Linked DNA regions of Homo sapiens: region 2 is linked to region 1. Evidence: chromatin contacts called from ENCODE Hi-C or POLR2A ChIA-PET data. All regions are on one chromosome and are shown on one strand. The core of a region is the stretch at or near the end of the contact, and the rest is flanking DNA. Distances in the headings are between cores, read along the strand shown.

Region 1 (3,498 bases), core at 420-2,919:
AACATGTAAAATACAGATAAAGCCTTTGAGATCTTAATGAACGTTTTCTAGGAACCAGGAGATAATTTATCAGTTAATACGCCAATATTTAAATACTGCAAAATATGTTTTCACAAATATAATAAAATCAAATGAGTATTTTTCAATGAAAGTAAATACATGTTTAATGTTTTTGAAGGGCATAGATTCTAGTGTTTGAATCTGGTTGTAAAACCGTTTATAACACTGAATAGTAGCATTACTGCTATTAACTAAAAATGGATTTTTTTAAACACATTATAATGTACTTTTTAAGGATTTTATTAACTTCAGAAATTTTGTTCATTATGACCAGGGCTGGGCTGAAGTTTGTCTTTGTCTATTAAGCTTTGACATCTACACAGTGCAAATTGATAATCTAAAAAATGTATCTCAGGACAAGTGCTTAAAACACTTAAAGTTTCAGGTATCCACCCAAGGCGATTTGCCTGCTGCATACTGAGAATCTGTTTACAGTTCACGGGCTACTCCAGAACAATGCCTGTGCTGCTGAACAGTGCTGAAAATACATAGAGAAAGATCATTTAAATTCTATGATGAGATATTCACTAGTACACCCACCCAGACTTCAATGATTCAAATAGCAAGGCTTTCCTGTCTCCGTAGTTAGACGTGTGACATTTCTTGCAATCATGGGCTTCCCTAGTGAGATCAGTCTCTGCCTGAGGTACCGTTTATTTTGTAACGGGGTCTCCCACTGCTGGAAACTATTGCAAGACCACGAAAGATCAGAGACCCAGGGAGGTGATGGCTGTGGCCTCTACGCACAGAAGCCACAGAGGCCTCCCTGAGGCTGAGACTGTGTCAGAACCAGGCCCAAACCCACAGCACATCTTCCTTGCCCGCTGGCTTCTCTCTGTAAACACAACTCCCTTTCTGTGGCTCAATTATCTGCAGTATACGCAGCCATTAGAAAGACATGGACTTTTTTTTTGTTTTTCTGCTTTTCCCTCCATAAATCTCAGAATGAATAGTTTCCATCTGTAATTGTTGGTTTTATATTTTTAAATAGTGAACTAAGAAACATAATGTCTCATTATCTCTGAAATGATTCGAGCATTTGCTGCGTGCAACTCTGTCGATAACAGCACAATACAGTCATTTTACTTTGTCTGGGGGAGGGGAGACGCTTCAAGAAAGTTCCTTTTTTTTCCTCTACTAACTCTGTATTGCTAGTTATCTGCTGTTTCCACACTCTGCATAGATCTAATTTAGGTATTTAAAAAAAAAAAAAAGATACTCCAGACATTATCGTGGATTGGCAGTTTAGAAAACACATGTGGCTTCAAGCCTTCTTTGCAGATCTGAAGCAAATTATTTCTGTAAATGTGTGAAAAGTTGACTTTCCTAAAAAATGGCTTGTGGTGCATATGTGCTCAAATCTATTCAGAAAAACCACAGCGCCTGACATTTCTTCTCCATTATTTTCCTTGAGACATGAAGAGTCTTGTATAATTTTAGTTTTTTTTTAATGACAGATTCCGTCAATTTGCTTTTTAGAGTAACGTGTTTTCTTGTGCTCTGTCATGTAAGATTTTACCTGAAAGCACTGAGGAAGCAACTCTCTGCCCTGCCATCTGGTGAGGGCTTCTCGACTCATGAGAGTGACTCGGGATTTCTCACCAGAGGCTGGAGTCACTGTGGGAATGCGTTCATTTCACATACGGCCAGTCGCACCTTCACATTTTCACACTACTATGACAACATGCTACTTTAAAGCACCTTTTTTTTTTTTCTTGGTCAGGCAGTTCTGGGATTTAACTCCTAAGCACATGCTGCATTTGAACAAGATAACCTTTTAAAATAGTGTTATAAATAGCACATCACCAAGCGGATTTTCTTTCAATCGCACGGTATCTGAGGACAGGAAATTCTAGCCAAATGTTTACTGTCTACTCAGTCCCCAAAGTTAATCATTAAAACTAAGACCTGGCATGTTTTTATTAATCTGTTAATCACAACAATACTTTATTTGAAAATAAATCTAAAGCTTTTAGGTTGGCGCAAAAGTATTTGAGGTTTTTGCGTTAAAAGTAATGGCAATTATCAACCTGATAACTCATGCAGGGTATAATTTGCCTTCAGCCAGCTGACAAACTCCAGCATCTCATGAACTAGTGGCCACAGTAGCCACGAGACCCTCTTGGGTATGAACGAGTGTGCTTGTGTTTGTGCCTGTGTGTCTGTGTCTGTGTGTGTTTGTGTCTGTGTGTGTGTGTCTCTGTGTGTCTGTATATATTAGTGTTTGTGTGTGTCTCTGTGTGTGAATGTGTGTGTCTGTGTGTGTCTATGTATATGTGCGAACATGTGTATGTGTGCCTCTGTGTGTATGTGTTAGTGTGTGTATGTGTCTGTGTGTCTCTGTGTGGGTAAGTTTGTGTGTGTTGTGTCTTTTGTGTGTGTTGTGTCTGTGTATGTGTGTGAATATATATGTGTGTGCCCGTGTGTATGTGTCAGTGTGTGTATGTGTCTGTGTGTCTCTGTGTAAGTCTGTGTATGATGTGTGTGTTGTGTCTGTTGTGTGTGTCGTGCCTATGTATGTGTATGAACGTGTGTATGTGTGCCTCTCTGTGTATGTGTTAGTGTGTGTATGTGTCTGTGTGTCTCTAAGTTTGTGTGTGTCTGTGTATGTGTGTGAACATGTATATGTGTGCCTCTGTGTGTGTCAGGGTGTGTATGTGTCTGTGTGTGTCTCTGTGTGTTTGTGTGTGTTGTGTCTGTTGTGGGTCTGTGTGAGTATGTGTCTCCACTCCCAACCAAGACGTTTTCTAGGGGAGGGGGAACCAAGCCGAGAAGTCTGTGAAGATAGTCTATGTTTGAGACCAGGTGGGAAGAACAAGTGCCGAGTCAAAAGGAGGGGTTGAGCGGAACTTCGGGGACACAATCCAGCTCACTGTCCCCCACCCAAGACCAGGAAGTCACCGCTGTTGAGAGGGACATTTTGGTAGATCCCCAGGACTTGTGGGCAACTCAAGGACAATATGTGACCCGGTGGATGGATAACCCAGTAGAGATGGACATGTAGAAAACAGAACCAAACCAAGTGCCCGTCCTCCAAGTATTCGCCCCAGCTCTTCACCCTCATGGCACCCAAGGGAAGAAAAACCCACCGCTGTCAGCAGGTGACACCACCACCCAGTTTCACATCTGCAGGACCTTCCAGAGGAGCCATTTGTCACCATGATGTGAAAAAACAACAGAAAAGAGCATTTACATTTACTAGAGCTTCTATGATGTGCTGAGCGTGCATCATTTCCCTTAATCCTAAACCAATCCTGCCAGGTCGGCACGTCTCTAGAAGAAATTAAGAGTTGGGGAACATGTCTGCCCTCGGGCGGCTGGTCAAATGGCAAAGATCAGCCTCAAGTCCAGGCTGGCCTTCAAAAGCAGGTCCTGTTTTGATGGCACCGAATGACATTGAATAATGACATCAGTTTAATGCCTGTTATGAGAGGTGAT
Region 2 (3,636 bases), core at 493-2,992, 2.3 Mb before region 1:
CACTTTGGGAGGCCGAGGTGGGTGAATCGCCTAAGGTCAGGAGTTCGAGACCAGCCTGACCAACATGGTGAAACTCCGTCTCTACTAAAAATACAAAAACTAGCTGGATGTGGTGACGCGTGCCTGTAATCCTAGCTACTCAGGAGGCTGACGCAGGAGAATCACTTGAACCTGGGAGGCAGAGGTTGCAGTGAGCCAAGATTGTGCCATTGCGCTCCAAAAAAAAAAAAAAAAAGACATTAACATAAATTTAAATATTTTATAATGACAATCCACATTAACTACTTAAAGCATAAGCTATTTTCCAGGAGAGGCAGCAAGTGCATTCTACTCCCATGCCCAAGAAGAAAGGAGCGTGACTTTGGTGGGAGTACTAGGAGTTTCTACTGGAGCACTTGCCCGCAGAGTGAGAAACGTTCCTAGAGAGGAAGTTATACCTGCTGTGGAATTTAAGAGAATCTTGTCATATTTTGACAAGTTTTTTGAGATGGAAGTCTCACTCTGTCGCCCAGGCTGGAGTGCAGTGGCGCAATCTCAGCTCACTGCAGCCTGCACCTCCTCGGTTCCAGCTATTCTCTTGTCTCAGCCTCCTGAGTAACTGGGATTACAGGCGCCCGCCACTACGCCTGGCTAATTTTTGTATTTTTAGTAGAAATGGGGTTTTACCATGTTGGCCAGACTGGTCTCAAACTCCCGACCTCAGGTGATCTGCCTGCCTCAGCCTCCCAAAGTGCTGGAATTACAGGCGTGTGCCACTGCGCCTGGCTAATTTTTTTTTTTTTTTTTTTTTTTTTTTTTTTTTAGTAGAGACGGTGGTTTCACCATGTCATCCAGGCTGGTCTCAAACTCCTGACCTCAGGTGATCCACCCACCTTGGTCTACCAAAGTGCTCGGATTACAGGCATGAGCCACCAGGCCCAGTCAACGTGATGTGTTTTGGAACCCTGAATTCCTTGGCTTGCCCGGAGGGTTTTCTTTTTGTTAATATCTTTGCTTGCTTTCTAGTATTTAAAAAATTGTGTTTTGCTCTAACTATGCAATGGCTTTAAGTCTTAGACAAATTTCCAGGGAGCAAAACACACTCAACCATTTCATAATAATCAGAAGAGAGCTCTGATCAATAAATAAGCAAGACTGAATTTTACAAAATAATCCAAAGTTTAAAACCAAAGCCCACTTTTTGCATGATCCTTTAAGAGAAAGAAATCTGGAAGCAAAACACCTTATAAAATGACAATGCACTTTCAGGAGCCCAGGGCACTGTGGTGAAATGATGATGGCTAGTACAGGTTATAAGCCTTGGGGAATTATTTATGAATTCTCAGGATCCTTCAGTTCGCCGCATCCTTCTCCATTATTTGAATATTGGAGGCTGCCTGACCAGAATCTTGTCAGGACTTTGCTCCTTCATCCCAGGTGGTCCCGGCTGACTCCTGAGGACGTTACAGCCCTGAGGGGAGGACTCAGCTTATGAAGTGCTGGGTGAGACCACTGCCAAGAAGTGCTTGCTCACCCTACCTTCAACGGCAGGGGAATCTCCCTCTCCTTTTATGGGCGTAGCTGAAGAAAGGATTCATAAATGAAGTTCAATCCTTCTCATCAACCCCAGCCCACACCTCCAGCAATTGAACTTGAAAAAAAAAACCTGGTTTGAAAAATTACCGCAAACTATATTGTCATCAAAAAAAAAAAAAAAAAAAAACACTTCCTATATTTGAGATGAGAGAAGAGAGTGCTAGGCAGTTTCCTGGCTGAACACGCCAGCCCAATACTTAAAGAGAGCAACTCCTGACTCCGATAGAGACTGGATGGACCCACAAGGGTGACAGCCCAGGCGGACCGATCTTCCCATCCCACATCCTCCGGCGCGATGCCAAAAAGAGGCTGACGGCAACTGGGCCTTCTGCAGAGAAAGACCTCCGCTTCACTGCCCCGGCTGGTCCCAAGGGTCAGGAAGATGGATTCATACCTGCTGATGTGGGGACTGCTCACGTTCATCATGGTGCCTGGCTGCCAGGCAGGTAAGGGCCTGTGGGTGCCCCCGGAATTCCGGGAAGGCTGATGGGCATCCCTCTTCCCAGCCACAGAACCAGAGGGAGTCCCCAGGTAGATGGTTCCAAGAAGGGAGTTGAATCTTGGGTTCCACCTCTTGCCTGTGACCCACGGGGACCCCAGTTTATGCCTCACTGTTCCTTGGTCTGTCAAGAGAGCCTGAAATAGCATTAGGTTCTCCTGTCCTTCTCAGTCCTTGACAATTAATTCTGGGAAGAATAGTGTGGCATGATATTTGGGATATTTGGATGTTAACAGGGTCCCGATGAGCAGGTTTCTCAAGAAATTATCTTTTATTCTTCAATGAATTTCCTTTTATTCTCTGCACTCCCACCCCCCAACTAAGAAGCTATCAGGAAGCTCTTTAAGTTCAGGTTAATTTGCTGGAGACATGAGTACTCATATATCAAACACTGGGAGAATTTAAGATCTCAGAAAAGTTTAGCTTCAAGGATGTATACACTGCTTTTACGTCTTAGGAAATAACACCTAGGAATTTCCTTACAAGTGCAACTTTACAGAAATTTTTAAAAATATGCATACTCACTTTTAGAACATTACTACTTCTCATAATCCTATGTATATACATGATATGTATATGTATACGTGTTTATATATGCAAATTTTAAATTTCATTCCTTGTTTCAAATGGATTTTCTCGAAGATTTTTTTTTTTTGACACTGTCTCTGTCAGCCAGACTGGAGTGCAGTGGCGCGATATTGGCTTACTGCAACCTTCGCCTCCCAGGCTTAGCGATCCTCCCACCTCAGCCTCCTGAGTAGCTGGGACTACAGGCATACGCCACCACACCTGGTTAATTTATTTTTTTGTAGAGATGGGGTTTTTGCCATGTTGCCCAAGCTGGTCTTGAACTCCTGGGCTCAAGTGATCCACTCACCCTGGCCTCCCATACTGCTGGTACTACAGGCATGAACCACCGTGCCTGGCCAATATTTTTTTTTAAAGAAATAAAAAACCACCAACTTCTACCTCAAACCACTCTTCCTAATTGAGTGTGAATTTTCTAATAATGTCTTCCCTTTGCTTACTCAGGAAGACAGATAAGAAAGTTTATAGTGTTTTTTGAAAGTCTATAATGGCAACAAGTAGAATGCTAACTGGCTGTAGAAAGAATTTATTAAGAAATGAAACATAATGATGCATTTCAGGAGTCTGCTTGCTTGTTTAGGGGAAGTGCCCAGTCATGCTGGGCTGTGTACTGGCCCAGATGTAGGAGTGTCTTTAAAGAGGGCATTTTATTTACTTATTACATTTTTATTTATTTTTTTTTTACTTTTTGAGACAGAGTCTCACTCTGTTGCCCAGGCTGGAGTGCAGTGGCGTGATCTCAGTCCACTGCAACCTCCACCTCATGGGCTCAAGTAATTCTCGTGCCTCAGACTCCTGAGTAGCTAGGTTTACAGGTGCGTGCACCACCACGACCAGCTAATTTTTGTATTTTTAGTAGAGATGGGGTTTCACCATATTGGTCAGGCTGGTCTCAAACTCCTGACCTTGTGGTCCACCAGCCATGGCCTCCCAAAGTGCTGGGATTACAGGTGTGAGCCATCGCGCCTGACCTA

Evidence for each region. A loop is a pair of places that touch in the nucleus more often than their neighbours do. ChIA-PET counts read pairs that join two places held with the same protein, here RNA polymerase II (POLR2A). Pooled maps may share reads with other maps.
Region 2: a loop to region 1 is called in a pooled map, with 5 times the contacts of the local background. The contact joins the promoter of IL2RA here to the enhancer-like site in region 1. A Hi-C loop is called at or near these places in 1 of 37 single-sample maps with no recorded cell type and 8 of 50 pooled maps. POLR2A ChIA-PET finds 5 or more read pairs at or near these places in 1 of 52 experiments (activated CD4-positive, alpha-beta T cell).

Annotation. Positions count from the first base shown.
Region 1 is chr10:3,801,747-3,805,244 of GRCh38, reverse strand. No RefSeq gene overlaps it. Among named protein-coding and RNA genes, the nearest start is that of KLF6, 18 kb to the right of the region's middle. RefSeq lists enhancers at 1,105-1,416, 1,513-1,824 and a cis regulatory region at 1,578-1,745. Within about 2 kb of position 1,669, at least 10 of the 41 ENCODE cell types and tissues checked have a DNase peak (open chromatin) inside an H3K27ac peak, as active enhancers do.
Region 2 is chr10:6,060,473-6,064,108 of GRCh38, reverse strand. It overlaps IL2RA (interleukin 2 receptor subunit alpha), which reads left to right and starts at 1,742. Exons shown (of 8, transcript NM_000417.3): 1 at 1,742-2,021. The coding sequence starts at 1,958. RefSeq lists a cis regulatory region at 1,359-1,989 and an enhancer at 1,982-2,031.